2 separate regions of the Homo sapiens genome follow, and region 2 is linked to region 1. The links are chromatin contacts, found by Hi-C or POLR2A ChIA-PET in ENCODE. All regions are on one chromosome and are shown on one strand. The core of a region is the stretch at or near the end of the contact, and the rest is flanking DNA. Distances in the headings are between cores, read along the strand shown.

Region 1 (5,338 bases), core at 299-2,798:
TTTTAATCTTAACTAAGCACTTATCACACGTGGCTGTATTTTTTAGAGCTTGGGGTTCAACAAACAAGACTAGCAGAAATTTCTTTTCCTCCTTACACTTTCACAGCTAGAAGATTTGTTCTTACCATAGATCTTAGCAACCTCAGCACACGACTTATTTTCCTTATTCAGTCAAGAATTTTCACATTTTCACTTAAAGGAAACACTTTAGGGCTCCTCTTCTGCATATCTAAATTGACAGCATCACTACTCTTGCATTTTAGGGCCATCATTAGGTACAATTAGCGTCACTTAAACACAAGCGCTGTGATACTGCGGCAGTCAGTCTGATAACCAAGTTGGCTACTCACCGACTAAGGGTAGCGCATACAGCGTGCATCTGCTGAACAAAGGGGTGTTCATATCCCAGGCAGAATAAAGCAGGACAGTGAGATATTTCATCACGCTCCTCAGAACAGCCCACAATTTAAAGCTTATGAATTGTTTCTTTCGGGAATCTTGCATTTAATATTTTCAGACCACAATTTACTGTGGGTAACCGAAACTGTGGGAAGTAGAACCATGAATAAAGGGGGACTACTGTATATGCTTCTGTATGTGTGTAAATACTTACATGAATCGTGGAGAACATAATGGGAAGATGCTCATCATCTTGTTAACTCGTTATTTCAAGAGTGGAACTGGAGGGGGAATACTGCCTTTCCTTTATATTTATTTGTAATATTTCATTTTCATTATGAACATGTGTTATTTTAGTATTTTTAAATATTAATAAAGACAGGCAAAAACATGTAATTTTAATTCAAGGTGAAATCTTCAAGGCAATCATATATAATTAAACAGAGCAAATAAAACATTCTAAATCCTTGAAGGGAAAGGGGAAAAGAAAGCACAATGTAAAAACCAAGTGAATCTAAACGCAACAATATATCATAATGCCTAAGTTCGTGGGACCAATTCCAATCCAGTCCAAGGAAGCAGAGACTGGCGAGCAACATTCCCTTTCAGGCCCCTGCAGGGTCAAGAGCATGCTCCTGGAATAGACTGAGAAACTAGGGCAGGCTAAGTGAGGTGCCAGGAATAAAGACACCGCCTGACTGACACATTCTCCACTCTCCCTACACCCGCTCCTCTCACCAGCGCTTCCATCAGGCTCCAATTCCTCCCTCTTCCCAAGAGCCTCAGATTGAAACCTTGCAAGGAAGACACCCATTCTCAAAGTCACAGGCTTGGTAATCTGAGCGGCAAAGGTGAATGATCTCGTGCTCCCCCTAATCCCCACTACTCCCCTCGCCACTGCTGCCTAGCACCAGCCCCTCCTCCATAATTTGAACTGTCCTCCCAGGACTTGGAGGCGGGTCGGCCCAAGCACTTCTTACTGGCCAACATGGAGCAAACCTCCCCTCTCTTGCACATCCATTGGCTAAAAGATCTGTCTACTTAAGTCTGACTGCCACCTTCCCTTCTTTCTGTGCTGCCTGGATAGGACTGTCAGCTGGTCGCGTTTCCCATTGGTCACCGTTTCCGGAAGCCCGCCCCCACGTTTCCGGGAGCCCGGCGGACGCTGGGTCTGCAGATGCCATCCAGGCGCACGGCGGGTATAGTGGTTCCGCAACCTTGGGATGTTCGGCTGAGCGCCTGCCTAACATGGGAGCGCCTGCCTAACCCTCCTGACTGGAGGGTCAGCGGCGGGGAGTCCTGGCCTTCAATCGGCCATCGCCACGGCAGAAACTGGGGCCCGGGCTGCGTCCAGGCCCTTCCCCGTCCGTCCACAGGTCTCATGGGCGCCCGGACTGGGGCTGATGTAGTTTCCCGACCTCTGACACATAGGATCTGGAGATTAAAGGTATAAAAACGGGGACTTTTCAGCCCACTCAAGTAAAACACCCTTTTATTTTTCGGCAGGTGTTTTGTTGCAGAATGCCCTGAGGGGAGGGAGTGACTGCTGGGTTTCGGTTTATAAAATAAAATAAACTCCTGATTTAGATTATGTTTAATATGGCTCCCCAACCTTTAAAAATCCCACTTTTTGCCAGTTGTATTATTTAGTGGGATGTTGAAGGGGGGGGCCTGCGCCTCCACACCTGTGGGCGTTTCTCCTCAGGTGGGATGAAAGACTGAGAAAAGAAAAAGACACAGAGACAAAGTATACAGAAAGAAAAGTGGGCCCAGGGGACCAGCGCTCAGCATATGGAGGACCTGCGCCAGCACTGGTCTCTGAGTTCCCTCAGTATTTATTGATCATTATTTTTACCATCTCAGAGAGGGGGATGTGGCAGGACAGTAGGGTAATAGTGGGGAGAGGGTCAGCAGGAAAACATGTGAACAAAGGTCTGTCATAAACAAGGTTAAGAAAAGGTGCTGTGCTTTGGTGTGCGCGTACGCAAACATCTCGGTGCATTAAAGAGCAGTATTGCTGCCAGCGTGTCTCACCTCCAGCCTTAAGGCAGTTTTCACCTATCTCAGTAAATAGAACATACAATCGGGTTTTACACGGAGACATTCCATTGCCCAGGGATGAGCAGGAGACAGATGCCTTCCTCTTACCTCAACTGCAAAGATGCCCTCCTCTTTCACTAATCCTCCTCAGCACAGACCCTTTATGGGTGTCCGGCTGGGGGATGGTCAGGTCTTTCCCTTTGCTCTGTTACCAGGCTGGAGTGCAGTGGCACAATCTCCACTCACTGCAATTTCTACCTCCCAGATTCAAGTGATTCTCTTACTTCAGCCTCCTGAGTAGCTGGGATTACAGGCGCGTGTCACCACGCCCAGCTAATTTTTGTATTTTTAGTAGAGATGGGGTTTCACCATGTTGGCCAGGATGATCTCGATCTCTTGACCTCATGATTTGCCCGCCTCGGCCTCCCAAAGTGGGTTTTGATTTTTTTTATAGTGGTAATGATTCTGTCTTCTTAACTCCTTTAAAATCTTAGTCAGTGGGCTGGGCGCTGTGGCTCATGCCTGTAATCCTAGCACTTTGGGAGGCCGAGGCGGGTGGATCACTTGAGGTCAGGTGTCTGAGACCAGCCTGGCCAAGATGGTGAAACCCCATCTCTACTAAAAATACAAAAATTAGCCGGGCGTGGTGGCGGGCACCTGTAATCCCAGCTACCCAGGAGGCTGAGGCACGAGAATCACTTGAACCTGGGAGGTGGAGGTTTCATTGAGCCGAGATTGTGCCACTGCACTCCAGCCTGGGCATAGAGCAAGACTCAGTCTAAAAATATATATATATATATATATATATATATATATATGTTGGTGGATCTCTTACTTTCACAGGATTTATTTCATAGTGTGAATGAGACACCTCCTATAGGCTCCAGGTTGCTAACTTCATGAGGTGTGAAGATTCGGTGCTTTATAAAACAGCCCCCACATTCTTCATAGGCCTGTCCTTAATTCTCAGCACCCCTCTGCTTCTGACATTGTACCTAAAATTAAGTTTTTTGTGGTTATATGAGAGCTCTGGAAATGCCCAGCATTAGCCACTAATGTTTCCGTTTGATATTTCCCCATATCTTAATAGTGACCCTCAATCCATTACTCAGATGGGTGTCCTTTTCTTGGATGTCTGGAAACTAATACCAGCTATCCCTGTGACCTCCCTGCTGAGCCACCATTTTGTCTTTTCTCTTTTCTTGTCTACAATTGTGTTCGTAACCCTCAGCTCTTTCATGAGCAGCCTTGATGCTTTCGACTGCTTCTAACTCTGAGTTTATTACCCGCAGTTTCCATGAGCCAAGTTTAGGGGCCTGTGAGACCGTCCCATGTAAATTTTCACATTCCTCTAACCAAAATGTAGTGTTTCCTTCCATCCAGAATGTAGGCCGTAGACCCCGTGGGTATGGGGCATTGTTAACAGTGAGACCACAGCAGTTTTTATGTCATCTGACAGCATCTCCAAATAGCCTTCATGGTTGTCACTGCTTCCCAATGACAATTCCAAATAACAGTTCCCAGTGATGACTTGCTACTTGATATTGTTACTTAATATGTTAAGGTGGCTGTTGTAGGCACTATTACTGTGTAAGAAATTACACCAAAATTTAGTGGCTCAACACAATCATTATGTTTGTGGATTCTCATGCTCATGGTCAAGATTTCAGACAGGGCACAAGAGTGGCCTGCTGTCTCTGTCCATGATGTCTGGCTTCAGCACGGAAGACTCAACAGCTGGGGGCTGGAACCATTTGGAGGCTTGTTCCCTTATATCTGATACCTGGCTTGGGATGTTGGAAGATGGGGCTCAGCTGGGACTGAGTGCCTACATGTAGTGTTTCCATGTGGCCTTGACTTCCTTACAGCCTGGCAGTCTCAGGGTAGTCAGAATTCTTAGGTGGCACAGGTTCCCAGGGCAGATGCTGAGTGGTCTTTTATGAGGTAACACAACAAATCCACCCAGGATCGGGGAGACAGGACATCGATTCTGCCTCTCAAAGGGAGGAGTGGCCATTTTTTAAAAATTGCCACAGCAACATGCCTATTAATATATCAGAAAAATTTGAAGTATCCTGATAGCTGCATTTCTTTTTTTTTTTTTTTTTTTAAACGGAGTCTCTCTCTGTCATCCAGGCTGGAGGAGTGCAGTAGCACGATCTCGGCTCATTGCAACCTCCGCCTCCCGGGTTCAAACGATTCTCCTGCCTCAGCCTCCTGAGTAGCTGGGACTATAGGCACACGTCACCATGCCCAGCTACTTTTGTATTTTTAGTAGAGACAGGGTTTCACTATGTTGGCCAGGATGGTCTCGATCTCTTGACCTCATGATCTGCCCACCTCAGCCTCCCAAAGTGCTGGGATTACAGGGGTGAGCCACCACTCCTGGCCAATAGCTGCATTTCTAAGTAATTAGTCTCCTTTGAAATTCTATGAATTTTATTTCCTGTAGTTTACAGCATTATTTTGAGAAGGGATCAAAGACTCTTCCATATATCAGAAGGATCCTGGACAGAACAAGCTCACTGCCAACCATTTCCCCCAATATATACATGTATATATGTATTTTTTTTTTTTTTTTTTTTGAGACACAGTCTCACTCTGTTGCCCAGGCTGGAGTGCAGTGGTGCAATCTTGGCTCACTGCAGCCTCCGCCTCATGGGTTTGAGCGATTCTCGTGCCTCAGTCTTCCAAGTAGCTGGGATTACAGTTGTGCACCACCACTCCTGGCTCATTTTTTCTATTTTTAGTAGAGACTGGTTTCATTGTGTTGGCAGGGCTAGTCTTGGACTCCTGGTCTCAGTGATCCGCCCGCCTTGGCCTCCCGTAGTGCTGGGATTATAGGCGGGAGCCACCATGCCCAGTCCATTTCCCCCAGTATTTGAAATGCACAGTTTCT
Region 2 (5,813 bases), core at 3,314-5,813, 83 kb after region 1:
AAATTATATATGTTTGAAAAATAAAGAATATTTTTTCAATTTTTTTCTGATTTTTACCTATCTTTTAAATTGTATATATTTATGGGGTACAAAATGATGTTATGATTTTTCCATACAGTGTGGAATGTTTAAGTCAAATTATCCTATCCATTACCTCAAATACTTGACTTTTTTTGGTGATGAGAATGGTGTTTATCACTTTCACTCATCAGCTCCTGATGTCTTCCATGCTAGGGACAGGAAAGGCTCAACACTTGACTTTCCCTCCTGTTTTCTTAGCCACTGTCAACCCTTGAATGTACCCTCCAGGGTTGCCTGTCACCTTTTACACCTAGCCTGATCCTTGTGCACCCACTTTCCTCTCAGGGACTGTCCTTAGGGAGTGACTTTATGCACAGACTTAATGTGCTCTTCCTGCCTCCTTCATCCCCATAAGCCCCCATCTCAGCCCCATCTGATTATTTCCTCCCTCTCTCATTTCCTGTTATTCTGTTGGTTTTCTAACCTGAAGGGTAACTGCTTACTCCTTAGTTTTCTGCCTTAATTTCTAAGTCATAGGCTACTTTCAGGCTAAAAGTTTTCCTCCAGCCATGGTTTTAGTCTCATTCTGTAAGTCTTGGTTTTTAGTTTTATTCATTTAAAATTAATCTTTAATAACTTTTTTGACTCATTGGTGACAGAGTAATTCCCTCTCTTCCCACCACACCACCCTCTGTCCCCAAGATTCTGGAAGTTTGTTCTTCCCCTTTTGTGATCATTGTTACTTAAAACTTTGAGTTTTTCAAATTAGAAGTTTCTTCTATAAATGTATATAGAGCTTGGCTGGGCGTGGTGGCTCACGCCTGTAATCCCAGCGTTTGGGAGGCTGAGGCGGGTGGATCACGAGGTCAGGAGATCGAGACCATCCTGGCTAACATGGTGAAACCCGATCTCTACTAAAAATACAAAAAAATTAGCCAGGCGAGGTGGCAGGCGCCTGTAGTCCCAGCTACTCGGGAGGCTGAGACAGGAGAATGGCGTGAACCTGGGAGGCGGAGCTTGCAGTGAGCCGAGATGGCACCACTGCACTCCAGCCTGGGCGACAGAGTGAGACTCTGTCTCAAAAAAAAAAAAAAAAAAAAGTGTATAGAGCTAATAACTCCTTGCTTTTTTTTTTTTTTTTTTTGAGAGTCTCGCTCTTGTTGCCAAGGCTGGAGTGCAATGGCACAATCTTGGCTCACTGCAACTTCTGCCTCCTGGGTTCAAGTGATTCTCCTGCCTCACCCTCCCAAGTAGCTGGATTACAGGCAGTGGCCACCACGCCCATGTGGGGAAAAGCAAGAGAGATCAGATTGTTACTGTGTCTGTGTAGAAAGAAGTAGACATAGGAGACTCCATTTTGTTATGTACTAAGAAAAATTCTTCTGCCTTGAGATTCTGTTAATCTATAACCTTACCCCCAACCCCGTGCTCTCTGAAACATGTGCTGTGTCAACTCAGAGTTAAATGGATTAAGGGCGGTGCAAGATGTGCTTTGTTAAACAGATGCTTGAAGGCAGCATGCTCCTTAAGAGTCATCACCACTCCCTAATCTCAAGTACCCAGGGACACAAAAACTGCAGAAGGCCGCAGGGACCTCTGCCTAGGAAAGCCAGGTATTGTCCAAGGTTTCTCCCCATGTGATAGTCTGAAAGATGGCCTCGTGGGAAGGGAAAGACCTGACCGTCCCCCAGCCCGACACCCCCAGCCCGACACCCGTAAAGGGTCTGTGCTGAGGAGGATTAGTAAAAGAGGAAGGAATGCCTCTTGCAGTTGAGACAAGAGGAAGGCATCTGTCTCCTGCCCGTCCCTGGGCAATGGAATGTCTCGGTATAAAACCCGATTGTATGCTCCATCTACTGAGATAGGGAAAAACCGCCTTAGGGCTGGAGGTGGGACCTGCGGGCAGCAATACTGCTTTGTAAAGCATTGAGATGTTTATGTGTATGCATATCTAAAAGCACAGCACTTAATCCTTTACATTGTCTATGATGCAAAGACCTTTGTTCACGTGTTTGTCTGCTGACCCTCTCCCCACAATTGTCTTGTGACCCTGACACATCCGCCTCTTCGAGAAACACCCACAGATGATCAATAAATACTAAGGGAACTCAGAGGCTGGCGGGATCCTCCATATGCTGAACGCTGGTTCCCCGGGTCCCCTTATTTCTTTCTCTATACTTTGTCTCTGTGTCTTTTTCTTTTCCAAATCTCTCGTCCCACCTTACGAGAAACACCCACAGGTGTGTAGGGGCAACCCACCCCTACACGCCCAGCTAATTTTTGTATTTTTAATAGAGATGGGGTTTCGCAATGTTGGCCAGGCTGGTCTCGAACTCCCGACCTCAGGTGATCTGCCCACCTTGGCCTCCCAAAGTGCTGGGATTACAGGCGTGAGCCACCATGCCTGGCCAACTTCTTGCTCTTTTTGCCACTACTTTTAAGCTGATATATTTGGAACTGAGGTAGCCTCATTCTACAGGTTTAGATCTGAAGTATTTTAACTATTGCTTCTTCCAGTGTATTTTCTGGTTTGCAGGCCAGTTTCTTCTTTAACTCATCAGTGACACAGTGGTTTGTATGGCTTTTAATTTCAAAGAATATTTTTTCAATTTGCTTTTTTGTTTTTTGCTGATTTTTATCTATGCTAATTTTAACTAGACATGTTCCCTTGATGGGCATGACTAGATTTTTTCTTCCCCACTGCGTTTATAATTTAGATGGATTTTCACATCTCAAGCCAGTTAAGAGTGTGGAAAATAGGACTCCTTAAAGCACAGATAATGACAAGTGGTTCAGATTTACAAGGGTAACTCAGGTGAGAGTGTATCATTGTACTTGGCACACAGCACTGAGTAACTATCACCTTTCATTTAAATGAATGCAGCTGTAAATGCTTTCCTAGATGTCTTGTTGATGTTTGTTAATTTCTGTAGAGTTTCATTCTGCCCCTTTCACTGTTTATCACTTGATCCTTATCACTTGAGAGTCCCCTTATTACTTGACCTGCTGTTACATTATGTTTGATTTATTACAAATACCCCATCAGCCTGGGTCTCTCTTTACTCCCTTTGTACACCTACATCTAAACATAGTGATTTGGATTATCTCAGGATCCCACATCCTCACTGTACCCCCACCCCCACCCCTACCATATCTTTCTTAAGTTTTCTAGTCCCTGCTTTTCATTTGTGCTTCTTAAATCCCAGCCCCATGCCTGACTGTGGTTCCCACTGAGTTCTGTGACAAGCATTCTACATTTATAGATATTAAATCTTTGGCCGGGTCATTTACCTGGGCTGGAATAGGGCTCTCGGCTGATCCTCCTTCCTAAACACCCTCTCAATGGGAGAGGCTGATACCCAACATGCAAACCTTGTTTTTTACTTCTCCAGGCAAAGGGATGTTGGAAGACATTCTGGAGGGGGTAGGGTGTGAAGATTTACAAATAATCTTTGAATATCTGCTTCATGATAGGTCTTGGAGGTGCCTTGTGGGTGTGGCTTTGGAGGGATGGTTACGAGGAAATTGTGGATATTAAGGAAGTCAGGAAAGGAAAAGATGACTCACTGACAATTCAACAATTGTCCTAAGGGACTTTCTGGCTGCTTGATGCCCTAGAAGCCAGGCCCTCACTTCTGTAAATGCTGGGGACTGTGGATACAGAATTTAAAGGGTCACCAAAAAAACTCAGTAATCAAGATAAACAATATTTTAATGTAATATCTTTAAAAATAAAATCAATGCAAAAAGAAAACACCCCTGTTGAACAAAACGGTCAGACTTATGCCTCCTTTCCAACACCGCCCCACCTCCACCCCACCCTCCGGAAGTTTCCTCCAAGCCGCACCTGTACCCCAGCCTCCAATAAAAACCTCGGGAATTTCCTGATCAAGCTTCGGATCCCCACCACCACCAGGGGATCTTTTGCTGTTCACCCCAAGTTCAGTCTGCATCCCCTAAAATCCTAGGGACACGCGACCAGTCTCCCCCATCTGCATTCCGGGAGTTTGCCCCAAACCAATCCTGCTCTCCGCGAAAATAGCCTTGGGGTTCCCTGTCCTGGTACACCCTCCTACTCTAGGGGACAAAGGGCCGGTGTCGCCTCCAAACTGGTGGTTCCCGCAGAGCATCGTCTCTCCCTGAGCCGCGTCTGTCCCGACCTGGCACCTGCTCAGGGAAGGGCGCATCAGGGCGGAGACTTGCGTAGTGAGCTCAGCTCACCCGCACCTTGAAGGTCAGCGCACACTGGCCACCCGCAGAGCACCGGGACCACATTTTGCAGAATCCTTCGGCAGTCCCGCGATGCCTTCGCGGTCAGCAGATCTCATTGGTTTACAGAGAAACTTGTCAACGTCACTTGGGCATCTTAAGAGTGGGTTCGTAAACTTGGTTGTGTGCGCTGTGCAGATGTCAGTCACCCTGTGTGGTGGGCAAAGCCGACTTCTCCGCCTCTGTAGCTCCGAAACTACAATCCCCAGAGGCCTCTGCGGTCACTTCCGCTCCCCTCCCTACCCTTCAGTGTGTAGCGTTGACGTCAGAAACACTTCCGGTCGGTGGCCCAGGCGCGTTAAGCTGGTTGGGACCCGGGAAGGCCTCCCTCTTAAGGTCTTTCCCACACCTCTGCACCTTGTTACCTGACTTTCGGCTTCAGGATCCGCAGCGTGCACCCGCGTTCCGTGAGTGCCCTATAGGCAGTCAGCATGCCCCTCTGCGTGTCCCTGTGTTACGGGGACGCCGGCTGGGAGCCGCAGAGCTATCTCAGAACTAGGGCGCTCTCCTTTGGGCACCTCCAGGCCATTTTCCTTTCATTCGAGCCCACAGGGTTAGAGATAAACCCTCACTCCGTTGCTTGGGGACAAGGGCTTCACTCCCTGTCCCGAGCTTGCGGCTGAGCTTGAGGGTGGCTGGGTCATCCTGGCCCCCCACTGGATGGGAATTGGCTGCTCTGGTGATTTCTGTGACATCCCAGACCCCAACTGTGGGGCTCTGGAGCGGACTGCGCTTCACTTCGTGGGGAGGGTGTTTCCACCTAGGCCACTCTTATTTCTCTTCACATCCCCAGATCTGTCTTCTGAGACTTTGCCCTTCTCCAGGAAGAGCACTCAGGAGACCAGGAAAATGGCCACAGGGCTCCTGAGAGCCAAAAAAGAGGTGAGAATTAACTGTAATTCTATCTTGGCTGTCAACAGAATGGGTCCCATTACCTTTTCTTGTCCTGGAGGCTGCCTTGTTGGTATTGGGCAAAGTCATTCCTAGCCCTAGTCATTCCTAGTCCATAGAACAAGGAGGATTTTGATATAGTCTTGTAGAGCGTCCGATTCTGTCGCTGTTCAGGGCGCCACTTGTAACCTGCACGGACCTGGTGGACTGAACAAAAGGAATAAAAGACAAGAAACAAAAAAGTATATTTGGAAGAAGGGGTCGGGGGCACTTTGTCTCTAGTGGACAAGGGCCCTGAGCTTTACACAACCCTCCCGTATTTATTGGTAAAACAGATAACAAGTTAGGGGGTGGTGATTGTCAGGTAATTGTCAGTTGGCCGTTTGGTTCGCAATTGCAAGACTGCATCCTTCCAACAATAGGCGCTAGATTTCCTGGTAGATCACTTCAAGGAGCCAGGCGCCAGGCAGTGATGGCTCTCAGCACATCTTTTGGTGGCAGTGTGCGTTTGCTCACATCCTGCATTCATGATAAACAGTTTACCGTTTAATCATATAACCTCCAGTGGAATGCTGAGTTGGTCACAATCCCTTTGGTCTTTTCGGCTCCAAACATAGTCTGACCTGAATTTT

Evidence for each region. A loop is a pair of places that touch in the nucleus more often than their neighbours do. ChIA-PET counts read pairs that join two places held with the same protein, here RNA polymerase II (POLR2A). Pooled maps may share reads with other maps.
Region 2: a loop to region 1 is called in a map of posterior cingulate gyrus, with 2.2 times the contacts of the local background. The contact joins the promoter of ZNF875 here to the promoter of LINC01535 in region 1. A Hi-C loop is called at or near these places in 1 of 168 maps with a recorded cell type or tissue (posterior cingulate gyrus) and 5 of 50 pooled maps. POLR2A ChIA-PET finds 5 or more read pairs at or near these places in 2 of 52 experiments (HEK293 and WTC11).

The regions. Positions count from the first base shown.
Region 1 is chr19:37,250,337-37,255,674 of GRCh38, forward strand. It overlaps LINC01535 (long intergenic non-protein coding RNA 1535), which reads left to right and starts at 1,549. Exons shown (of 3, transcript NR_110719.1): 1 at 1,549-1,846.
Region 2 is chr19:37,330,086-37,335,898 of GRCh38, forward strand. ZNF875 (zinc finger protein 875) reads left to right here and starts at 4,564. Exons shown (of 5, transcript NM_001353803.2): 1 at 4,564-4,697; 2 at 5,084-5,172. The coding sequence starts at 5,140. RefSeq lists enhancers at 3,571-4,513, 4,309-4,418, 4,514-5,455, 4,629-4,728.